Regions from separate parts of the Homo sapiens genome. Here region 2 is linked to region 1. Evidence: read pairs that join two places in POLR2A ChIA-PET (ENCODE). Cell type or tissue: K562. All regions are shown on one strand. Each heading gives the region's core, and the rest is flanking DNA. Links, peaks and the distances in the headings are about the cores only.

Evidence for each region. Peaks named below come from ENCODE experiments on the same cell type or tissue, not always from the same donor. Only the 100,000 strongest peaks of a DNase experiment are listed, where the experiment ranks them.
Region 2: POLR2A ChIA-PET joins it to region 1 with 6 read pairs; 6 of 35 experiments call an interaction of 5 or more read pairs at or near these places.

The regions. Positions count from the first base shown.
Region 1 is chr19:50,309,309-50,314,672 of GRCh38, reverse strand. MYH14 (myosin heavy chain 14) reads right to left here. Exons shown (of 43, transcript NM_001145809.2): 43 at 4,133-5,033. The coding sequence ends at 4,883. It overlaps KCNC3 (potassium voltage-gated channel subfamily C member 3), which reads left to right. Exons shown (of 5, transcript NM_004977.3): 5 at 1-2,736. Among named protein-coding and RNA genes, the nearest start is that of KCNC3, 17 kb to the left of the region's middle. RefSeq lists an enhancer at 1,040-1,568. In K562, for the core only: no CTCF peak of the experiment used is centred there; a DNase peak (open chromatin) is centred at 2,202; H3K4me3 peaks cover 1,143 bases; H3K27me3 peaks cover 1,762 bases.
Region 2 is chr19:50,232,107-50,237,470 of GRCh38, reverse strand. All of the region lies in intron 10 of MYH14 (myosin heavy chain 14), which reads right to left. Among named protein-coding and RNA genes, the nearest start is that of MYH14, 31 kb to the right of the region's middle. In K562, for the core only: no CTCF peak of the experiment used is centred there; no DNase peak of the experiment used is centred there; H3K27me3 peaks cover 2,726 bases.

The DNA of each region.
Region 1 (5,364 bases), core at 163-5,162:
GGATGGAGAGAGGGGCCACAGCCCGTCCCCCCAACTCTTCCCTCCCCAAAAAAAGCCTTCTCAGGTCTCCACGAGCCATAGGACATCCCCCTGCCATCAACTTGTGTAAATAAGTCCAAATTATGCCAGTTACATCTTGGGGCACCTCCCCCCACACACTGCATGCCTTCCCTAACCTGGAGCCCCCACTCCAAGTCCACCTCAGCAATAAGCCGCCAGGGGCCGCATGCGCGGGTTTGAGGGGCAGGCACTCTGGGAAGGGGGTGGCACCTCCCGGGGGTCGGGCTGGCCTTTAAGGTCTCCAGCCTTCCCATCCTTCACCCCAGGAGGACAACCAACCCTGTGCGTTGATTAGGAGAAAACAAACCAGAAACTAGAAACAGTGTAGGGGAAGGAGGAACAGTTACCCAAGCCCCAGATCGGAGTTGAGCTCAGGTGGCGGGAGGGCGGGGCCGAGTTGAGCTCAGGTGGTGGGAGGGCGGGGCGGGCTTTGGACCTGCTCCCTCAGCCTTTAGGAGAATTCCTCTGGTGAATTTCACCCTCTCATCCGCCCCTTCCCCCAGGGACCTGCTCGCCTCTATTCTTGCTGCATGGACTCAGACCTCCTATCCCAGAATTCCTGGGATGATCTGGCCCTAGCACACGAAATTCCCCGACTATCTCCCTCCATTCCCAGGACATGAGACCTGCACCCAGAATTCTGAGACTGACCCTGGCACGCCACATCTCCCAATCCCCACACACTCCTGCGACTTAACCTCTGCACACAGAGGCTCCCTGAACCACCCTCCCTCCCCACTCCTGCCACCCCAAACACCCCCACCAAATTCCCTGAACTGCGTCCCAGCACTTCTCAAACCTCCAAGACTTGACCCAGCTCTTTTCAGCTCAAATTCAGCCTTTGGGATGCTCCAAATCCTTCCCACAACTGACATTTCTTGGACACCCCCAAAGCCTCAGGCCTGTTCCGCACCCATATCCCCAAAGCCCTAACAGACTTGTCCAGCCCAGGTTCCCTTGATGCTAGAACTTCCAAGATAGGCGCAACCTGTCTGCAATTCCAGGGAACCAGACCCTCCCCAAGCACCCTCTTTGTCTTACGCCTAACCCTGAGTCTCTTCCCTGAGATGGTGCCCCAAAGGTACCCTCTTCACAGACACCAGTGTTTCCCAGAGGGTTGTATTTGTACCTTTGGTGGTGTGCTAAGGTTTGAGGCAGTATGAGGACAAACACTTGTTTTAAAAGTTTTGTCTCTAATACGCATTTTGTACAGAAGCCGATAAGTGCAGGCATCGCTGCTTGGCTAGGACACGGTTTATTTAGGTTAAGAGTGTTTCCATTTAAAGTAGTCCACAGATGATCACAGAGGCTGTTCCCGAAGGGAGGAACACTGGAGTATCAGAAGATTGGGAACCGACAACACCCAGCTCGGCTGGGATCCCAGCCCCCCTTCCCCAGCGGTCCTCACCGCGTCACGCTCGCGGGTGGAAAATCATTTCCCACCTCCTATCCTGGCTCAAGGATGCGCTACCTCCCCCAAGCCCAGAGACCACACCGGTCCCAGACTCTTTAGCGGACCCCCCTTTTGGAGCCGGGGTCCCACGGAATTAGCCACCTCCCTCCCTCTGCTCCCACGGCCTCAGGAACCCCCCACCCGAGGGTGGATGGGGGGCGTCACTGAGCACGATTCTCGATGCAACGATTCCTATGCAAGGGGCATTTTGAGTCCCCCCCATCCTTCCCTCGGACCCTAAACCCTGGTGAAGCAGGGGTGAGGGGTGGGGCGGGTTTTGGTGGGGGCGGGGCAAAGGGCTAGGGGCTCCAGACACCAGGGTACGGGGTGGGGACTGATTATATTGCCAAAGGGTTCAACTTCTTTAACAAGCCCCCCCGTTTCCCCTGACCTTCACGAAAGCCGAAGGAGGCGGGGAAAGGGGGTGAGGGTCTTTTCCAAAGGGTACTGACCTCTTCCCAACGTCTCCCCCTGCTCGCCAGTCCGCCACACGTACCCAGCTTTTGAGTTCAGCTTTTCAAAATAACCACAATCATGATAAACTTCTACAAAACGTGATTCTCCTCCCCTCCCACCCCATCCCCCAAGTCAATAGTGTGGGATTCGGGGAGGGAGAGAGCGAGCTAAAGGGACTCTTTCCAAGTCCGGCTCCCCCTTTTCCCCCCGGCCGCCAGGGTGCCTGCACCTACACGCATGCGCTGCATGACGCGCCCCCCACACGCATGTCGCACCCCTCCTGCGCTCCGGGAACGCACGGACACGGGCCAGGGGGCGGGGCGATTGGGGAGGAATGAATGGCGGGGGGTCTTCCTGAGCTCCGCGGCTCACCCTCCCCAACACACACACACACACACACAGAGCAATAAGTTTCTCTCACTCAAATGTGGGCGGGGCGGGCCTAGCCTGTCGCTGGTGGGGGGAGTGGTGAGGGGGCGCTCTCAGGGATGGGGGCGGGGTTCGGAGACAGTGTGGGGAGGGGAGGTCTGCAAATCGTCCAACTCTGGTGCTAATGGCGGGTCTTCTCAGCCCACCCGCAGGGCAGGGAGGGAGGGGTCGGCGTGGCCCCTTCCCCAAGCCTCCCCCACGCCCACCCTGGGTGCATGAACCGCCCAATGCAGAAGCTGCCGCATGTCACCCCCCTCTCCCCAAAGAAAAAGTGTCATGCCCCCTTCCCACCCACCCTCACTCCCCACCAAAATAAACGTTTCCTTTTCATTTAAAAATGGCCTCCTGTGTGCCTGTTCGGAAAGTCTCCTGATTGCGGCTGGGGCGCACAGAGGGATTGGGACTTCTAGAGTGGGGCCCTATTGCTGGGCACAGTGGCTCAGGCCAGTAATCCAAGCACTTTGGGAGGCCAAGGACGCAGGAAGATCGCTTGAGGCCAGGAGTTCAAGACCAGGCTGGGCAACACAAGAGAGACCCTGTCTTTACAAAAAATAAAATAAAATTAGCCAGGTGTGGTGGCATCTGTAGTCCCAGCTACTCTGGAGGCTGAGGCGAGAGGATCGCTTGAGCCTGGGAGGTCGAGGCTGCAGGGAGCTATGATTGTGCCACCGCACTCCAGCCTGGGTGACAGAGTGAGACCCTTTCTCAATTTTTTAAAAAAGGGGAGGATGGGCTTTGGTGATCGTGACATCTGCTCCACGGCTTGCACCTTATTTAGGGCAAGCACCTGCCTCAGTTTCCCTGATAGTAAAAATGGGGATCCACACCTCTAACTGAAAAGTCACTGAGGACTCAGTCTGACGAACGTGAGCCCCCACACGAGGGTGCCTAGTTCCCACGAGAGAGACAGACCTGGGTCCCCAAGGTGGGGTCAGGGGCTGAGGGCTCAGCCTCTATATGTGCTGACTCTGAGGCCAGACTGTCTGGGTTCAAACTGTTTCAACTTCTTAGTAGCTGTGTGTCCTTGGGCAAGTCACTCAGCCTCTCTGAGCCTGTTTCCACCACTCTAAAAGGGTGGGAGGGGCATCACTTAGTTATTCAGCAAATATTGAGTGAATGCCTGCTGTGTGCCAGACACTGTTCTAGGCACTGGAGTGCAATGAAATCTCTACCTGTAGTGCTATGTAAGGGTTAAGATAAACTGTGTGCTTAGCACAGCACGCAGCACAAACGACCACGGCTGTCTTTTTGTTTTGTTTTGCTTTTGGGACAGGATCTCACTCTTCACCCATGCTACAGTGCAGTGATGCAATCATAGCTCACTGCAGCCTCCACCCCCTGGGCTCAAGTGATCCTCCCACCTCAGCCTCCCGAAGCACTGGGATCACAGGTATGAGCCACTGCAGCAGGCCTGTCATTTATTTTGCAAAACTTAAGAGTTGGCCCGAGTGCAACACCCCTTCTAGCACTCACTGGGGGCGTGGAGTGAGGGATGCTGCTGCTCTGAGACTGTTCCCTCATCTGTATAATGCAGGGAATATTTCCATTATACACTGGAGTCAGGAGGAAAGGAGTTATGAAGCGCCTGATCCACAGGATGTCCCTGTATACCCACGCAGGTGTCATTCTAACCAGCAGGCTGCCTGACCTGCTGCCCTAGCAGGCTGAAGCAGCCTGTGCCCATCCTGCCCCATCAGAGACCCCCTGCAGGAACACACACAGCCACAGAGATGGTCCAGTCGGGTTGGAGTTTATTTCTGCCAGAGCCTGGAGGCTGGGAGGGTAAAGGACACTCCTTTAGTCCCAGAGGGAAGCTCCGAACCCTCAGAGCAACCAGAAGGGAGGGCAGAGCATGGGCAGCAGCAGGAGTGAGAGGGGTCCCCTTGTCCTGCCCCTTTGCAAGGGTTCAAGGCTGGTGGAGGCCTGGGGCTTCTGTCGCTCAGGAGTTCAGGGGTGGACGCAGAAATGGGGGAAGGAGAGTGGCTACGTAGAGAGTGAGAGCGAGATTCCTAAAAAGATGCACAGAGAGACCCTCAGAGAGGCCAAGAAAGATGGTGAGAGGGTAGGGAAGGAGAGGGAGGGAGAGAGAGAGAGAGAGAGAGAAGCAGAGGGAATGGGTTGCACTGGCTGAGGATGGTGGAGGAGCCGTCTCACTCCCTTCCTAATGTCTATAGATCAATAACGAGGGAAGAAAGGAGGACAGGGAGCTGATGGAAACACAGCTTGCCAACTGTACCCAGTCCCCCAACAAGCAAGGTAGCTCCAGTCATTGCCTCCCTGCCTGCCCCGCTCCTCTGTGTTTAGGGGTCATCCTTTGATGGGAGGTTGCAGGGGACCCAGGTGGGGGTGATAAATGCCAGAGTGCTGCACCATTTCCAAAGGGCAAGAAGTCAGAGGGCGGGGTTCCTGGGACAGGGGCCCGTGGGGTCCAGGGAGGAAGGGGGCTGGGCCCCATCTGTTAGTGCATCTGGGGACAGGGTAGGGTCACTGGGGGTGGGCTGGTGGGGACCCCTCAGGCTCCGGGGATGGCCCAGACCCAGGCTGTGCTTCCTCTGCCTCCTCGTCGGATGCCACGCCCTCCTCTAGTCGGAAGACCTGGCGCACCGTGCGGGTGGTGAAGGTGAGGGGGCCGCGTCTGTGGGGAGGAGAGACCAGGATACAGAGATGAAATGAGGGGAGGGGAGGGGAGGAGAAAGGGGGAGGAGAGAGAGAGATGAGGGGGAGAGAGAGAGAGATAGGAAGAGAGAGAACAAAATAAGGGGGAAGAGAGGGATGAGATCAAGAGAAATGGAGGGAGACGGGCAGAAGCAATGGGGGGCAGAGAGAGATGAAGGACACACAGAGAGGAGGAAAGGAGAGAAAGGTGGTGGTGCACGGTGGGAAAGGAGGGCACAGAGATGACAGGGAGAAATGGGTGTGGGAAGAAAGAAGTTACCTGGATTTGGCTCTCCCGCAACACAGCCGCT
Region 2 (5,364 bases), core at 250-5,249, 77 kb after region 1:
GCCTGTAATCCCAGCTACTCAGGAGGCTGAGGTAGGAGAATTGTTTGAACCCGGGAGGTGGAAGTTGCAGTGAGTCGAGATCGTGCCACTGCACTCCAACCCCAGGTGACAGAACGAGACTCTGTCTCAAAAAAAAAAAAAAATGTTCACACCTGAGTTGGGGTAGGGAGGTTGGGGAGAGATGAAACACAAGAGGTCACCGGTTCATCATTGATGGAGCTGGTGACAGCTGCCAGCTGGTGGTGGTGGGGCATTCATTACATTCTGCACTCTGTTTGCATACATGTTTGAAATTTTCCATGATAAGAAGATAACAATAAAAATTATTCAGCAATAAAAAGGAAGGAAACCTACTGCATGCTACAATGTGGATGAAACTTGAAAATGATGCCAAGAGAAAGCAGCCAGTCACAAAGGATCATATACGGCATGATTTCACTGCTATGAAATGTCCAGAATACGCAAGTCCATAGAGACCGAAAGCAGAAGAGTGGTTGCCAGAGGCTGTGGACAGGGCCTGGGGGGACAGCTAAAGGGTATGCGTTATCTTCTTGGGCTACTGAAAATGTTCTAAAAGTGACTGTATGATAGGTGCACAACTCTATGAATACACAAAATGCTATGGAATTGCACAGTTTAAATAGGTGAATGGTGTGACGTGAATTATATCTTAAAGCTGTTCGATTTTTTTAATGCTGAACGCAAACAAGAATCACAAGTCTCCTTGGAAATGGCATTTCATTTCTTTTTTTTCTTTTTTTTTGAGATGGAGTCTTGCTCTGACACCCAGGCTGGAGTGCAGTGGCTTAATCTTGGCTCACTGCAACCTCCGCCTCCCGGGTTCAAGCGATTCTCCTGCCTCAACCTCCCGAGTAGCTGGGATTACAGGCATGTGCCACCACGCCCAGCTAATTTTTGTATTTTTAGTAGAGACAGGGTTTCACCATGTTGGTCAGACTGGTCTCAAACTTCTGACCTCATGATCCGCCTGCCTCGGCCTCCCAAAGTGCTGGGATTACAGGTGTGAGCCACCGCGCCCAGCTGGCATTTCGTTTCTAAGAATTGAACCTACAGGTCTGTTTCCACAAGAGCACAAGAACCTGTTTACAAGGATATTCACGGTAGCTTGTTTCTTTTTGACCCAGAGTCTCACTTTGTCGCCCAGGCTGGAGTGCAGTGGCATGATCTCGGTTCACTGCAGCCTCCACCTCCCGGGCTCAAGAGATCCTCCCACCTCAGCCCCCCAAATAGCTGGGAGTAAAGGCGCACACCACCACGCCCAGGTAATTTTTTGTGTTTTTTGTAAAGACGAGGTTGCATCATGTTGCCCAGGCTGGTCTCAAACTCCTGAGCTCAAGCAAGCTGCCTGCTTTGGCCTCTGAAAGTGCTGGGATTACAGGCGTGAGCCACTGCGCTGGCTTAGCATTTTTTTTTTTAATTGTTCCAATAGTAATGGAATGGAAACAACCTAAGGCTCTATCTGCAAGGGATTGGCTGAAAGAATCATAGTTTATTTAAACAATAAAACCTTACGCAGCTGCAAAAAGGAATGAGGTCCATCTATTTTGAACCACAACTATGGCCAAAATATACCAGTCTGTAGGAAAGGGCAGTGGAGAGGGGGTCCAGAGCATCCTTCCATGGGAATGATGAGCTGAGTAATTTGTTTCTTTGTTTTGGGGTGTTTTGAGATGGGGTCTCATTCTATCACCAGCCTGGAGTACAGTGGTGCAATCATAGCTCACTGTAGTCTCCTACTCCTGGACTTAATCCTCCCACCTCAGCCTCCCAAGTAGCTGGGACTACAGATTTGCACCACCACACCTGGTTAATTTTTTTTTTTTTTAATTTTTAGTAGAGACAGGGTCTCACCATATTGCCCAGGCTGGTCTCAAACTCCTGGCCTCAAGTGATTCTCCCACCTCGGCCTCCCAAAGTGTTAGGATTACAGGAGTGAGCCAATGACAAGCTGAGTATTTAACTCTAGCACTGCCTGGCCCAGACTAACCTAGGCCAGAGTGCTGGGCCAGGGTCCAGGGGGGTCTCTAGTGGAAGGGTAGGGAGCTGGGGGGCCAGCTGGAGCAACCAACATCCAGGAACTTTTTTTTTTTTTTTTGGATGGAGTCTCGCTCTGCTCCAAGCTGGAGTGCAGTGGTGAGATCTTGGCTCACTGCAACCTCTGCCTCCCAGGTTCAAGCAATTCTCTAGCCTCAGCCTCCTGAGTAGCTGGGACTACAGGCGCCCACCACCATGTCTGGCTAATTTTTGTATTTTTAGTAGAGACGGGGTTTCACCATGTTGGCCAGGCTGGTCTCGAACTCCTGACCTCAGTCGGCCTCCCAAACTGTTGGGATTACAGGCGTGAGCCACTGCACTTGGCCGGAACTTTTGAACCAATAGAGAAATTGCTTCACATTTTTTTTATCACCACAGTGATGTTGACAGCTGAACATCAGCTGTGGGGTTAGAGAATGCCTCCTCCTATAGACAAATAATATGTGTCTTTTCTTATATTCTTAAAATATTTCTGGAAGGAGATACAAGAAGCTCAACAGTGGGAAACTAGGGCCAGGGAAGAGTGGGAAGGCTTGGTTTTGTCAGTACAACCTTTAGCCACATTCAGTTTATGTTACTACATGCATAGGTTGCTGCAAAGTTTTTATTTCTGAATTCCAAAAATCAGAGCTGCTGCCTGCGCCTGCCACACAGCAGGGCAGCTGCCAGGAGGGTCACATGAGCTCATGGTGACAAGAGGCCAGGCAGGACCTAAGAGGACAGGCTGGGAGGCCCAGGTCCCCATTGCAGCCACAGTCTGAATTTGTGTGCCAGCTGCCCAGCTGCGGAGTCATGCAGGCTGGGGAATTATGCAACCCTGGTTGGGAAATGCGGCGGGGTGGGGGTGGGAGAGGCCCAAGACCCTGTGTCAATAGGCCACAAGAGGCCCGGCTGTTTGCAGCCTGGGTAGACAGCCAAGCTACGCTCCATTTCCAGCACTTCCAATCCGGCCCTGGAGCCAACAATAGCTCCTGGGGCCTCCCACAGCGCCAGAGACCAGAAGACAATCAGACCCAGAGGCGGCCCTGGCTCAGCCCAGAAACACCTAAAGGTCTTTCTTTGGAGGGCTTGGTTAAAAGAATCATAGTTCACGCAAACAATGAAACATTACGCAGCCTCTGAAAAGGCGGAGGTCCACCTACGTACTTGTTACGGGTTGAATCATGTCTACACCACCCCCTCCTAAAAAGCATGTTGGGGATCTAAACCCCAGGACCTCAGAATGTGACAGTATTGGAAACAGGGTCATTACGGATGTAACGAGTTAAGATAAAATCATACCAGTGTAGGGTAGGAGGCCAGGTGCGGTGGCTCATGCCTGTAATCCCAGCACTTTGGGAGGCGGAGGCGGGAGGATCACTTGAAGTCAGCAGTTCGAGACCAGCCTGGCCAACTTAGTGAAACCCTGTCTCTACTAAAAGTACAAAAAAATTAGCCGGGTGTGGTGGCACACACGCCTGTGATCCCAACTACTTGGGAGGCTGAGGCAGGAGAATCGCTTGAACCCGGGAGGTGGAGGTTGCAGTGAGCCGAGATTGCACCACTTGCACTCCAGCAAGACTCCGTCTCAAAAAAACAAAAAGGTTGGGGCGGGGGGGTCGGGGGGAGGGGGGAGGGGGAATTTTGGACACAGATGCACACACAGGGAGCCGCCATGTGAACACAAAAGCAGAGATCGGGTGATGCGACTATGAGCCAGGGAACGCCGAAGATTGCCAGAAAACCACCAGGAGCCTAGGGAGAGACCTGCAGCCGATTCTCCCGGGATGAACCACCCTCACTAACACCACGATCCCGGGCGTCTGGCCTCCAGAACCACAAGACAATCAATTTCTGTTGTTTTAGGCACTAGGTTTGTGGTACTTTGTTAGCCTAAGCAAACTAATGCAGCACTGAGACAGAGCTGCTGTCAAAACATGCTGTTTGGTGAAAAAAGTGGGGGCACAGGCTGGGCGCAGCGGCTCACGCCTGGAATCCCAGCACTTTGAGAGGCCGAGGAGGGTGGATCACCTGATGTCAGGGGTTCGAGACCAGCCTGGCCAACATGGTGAAACCCCATGTCTACTAAAAATACAAAAATTATCCAGGCGAGGTGGCGGGCGCCTGTAATCCCAGTTACTCGGGAGGCTGAGGCAGGAGAATTACTTGAACACAGGAGGCAGAGGTTGCAGTGGGCTGAGATCACACCACTGCATTCCAGCCTGGGTAACAGAGTGAGACTCCCTCTCAAAAGAAAAAAAAAAGTGGGGGTGGGCACAGCACCCTGACACGGGGGTGATGAGCTGAGCATTTAACACCAAATAACCAGTGCCGCGCAGCCTGGGCCAACCTGAGCAGCCCTGGGACAGCGTCCTGAGCCTTCCCTAGAGCCTCAGCAGCCTCCTTCTGGTCTCAGCACCACCCACTCCAGTGTGTCTCTCACACGGCCCCCAAGGGGTCTTCTTGCTCCCAGAGCTGAATTTGTCCAACCCCTGCTCCCAGCCCTCCCACAGCTCCCCAGCACCCCAGGACAAAGTCCCAACCTCCTAGGCTGGCGTTTGAGACTCCCCACCCCTCTGCAGCTCCACCACCAGAAGTGTCAATCCCTCAAATATGCCACCCCTTTCCTGCCTCAGGGCCTTTGCACAGGCTGTTCCCTCTGCCAGGAATGCTCTTCCCCCACATCTCCAGTGCTCATTCCCTCACTTCCTCAGGACTTCGTTCAAACATCCCCATCTCAGTCCACCCTCCCCTGAGCCCCTGCTTAAAGCTGTGCCCCTCCCTCCCCCATCTTTCTCCATGGCACTCATGGTCTTTTTGTTTTTTTTTTTTTTTTTTTTTTTGAGACAGAGTCTCGCTCTGTTGACCAGGCTGCAGTGCAGTGGTGCGATCTCAGCTCACTGCAACCTCCGCCTCCTGGGTTCAAACTATTCTCCTGCCTAAGCCTCCTGAGTAGCTGGGATTACAGGTGCCCACCACCACGCCTGGCTAACTTTTTTGTATTTTCAGTAGAAACGGTGTTTCACCATATTGGCCAGGCTGGTCTTGAACTCCTGACCTCAAATGATCCACCTGCCTGGGACTCCCAAAGTGCTGGGATTACAGGCATGAGCCACTGCGCCCAGCTGCACTCATAGTCTACTAACAGGCCATGTGATTCCTTATTGACTTGGTTGGGGGCTCTCATTTTGTCAGCTTCCTCAAGGCAGAGATGTCTGTGAGCCTCATTCCCTGCTCTGGCCCCGGTGCCTGCACCCAGTAGGTGCTCAATAAACACTTGCTCAAAGAGATCGGGGCATGAATGGCCAGGTCCCCAGCTCTCCGTGGGGT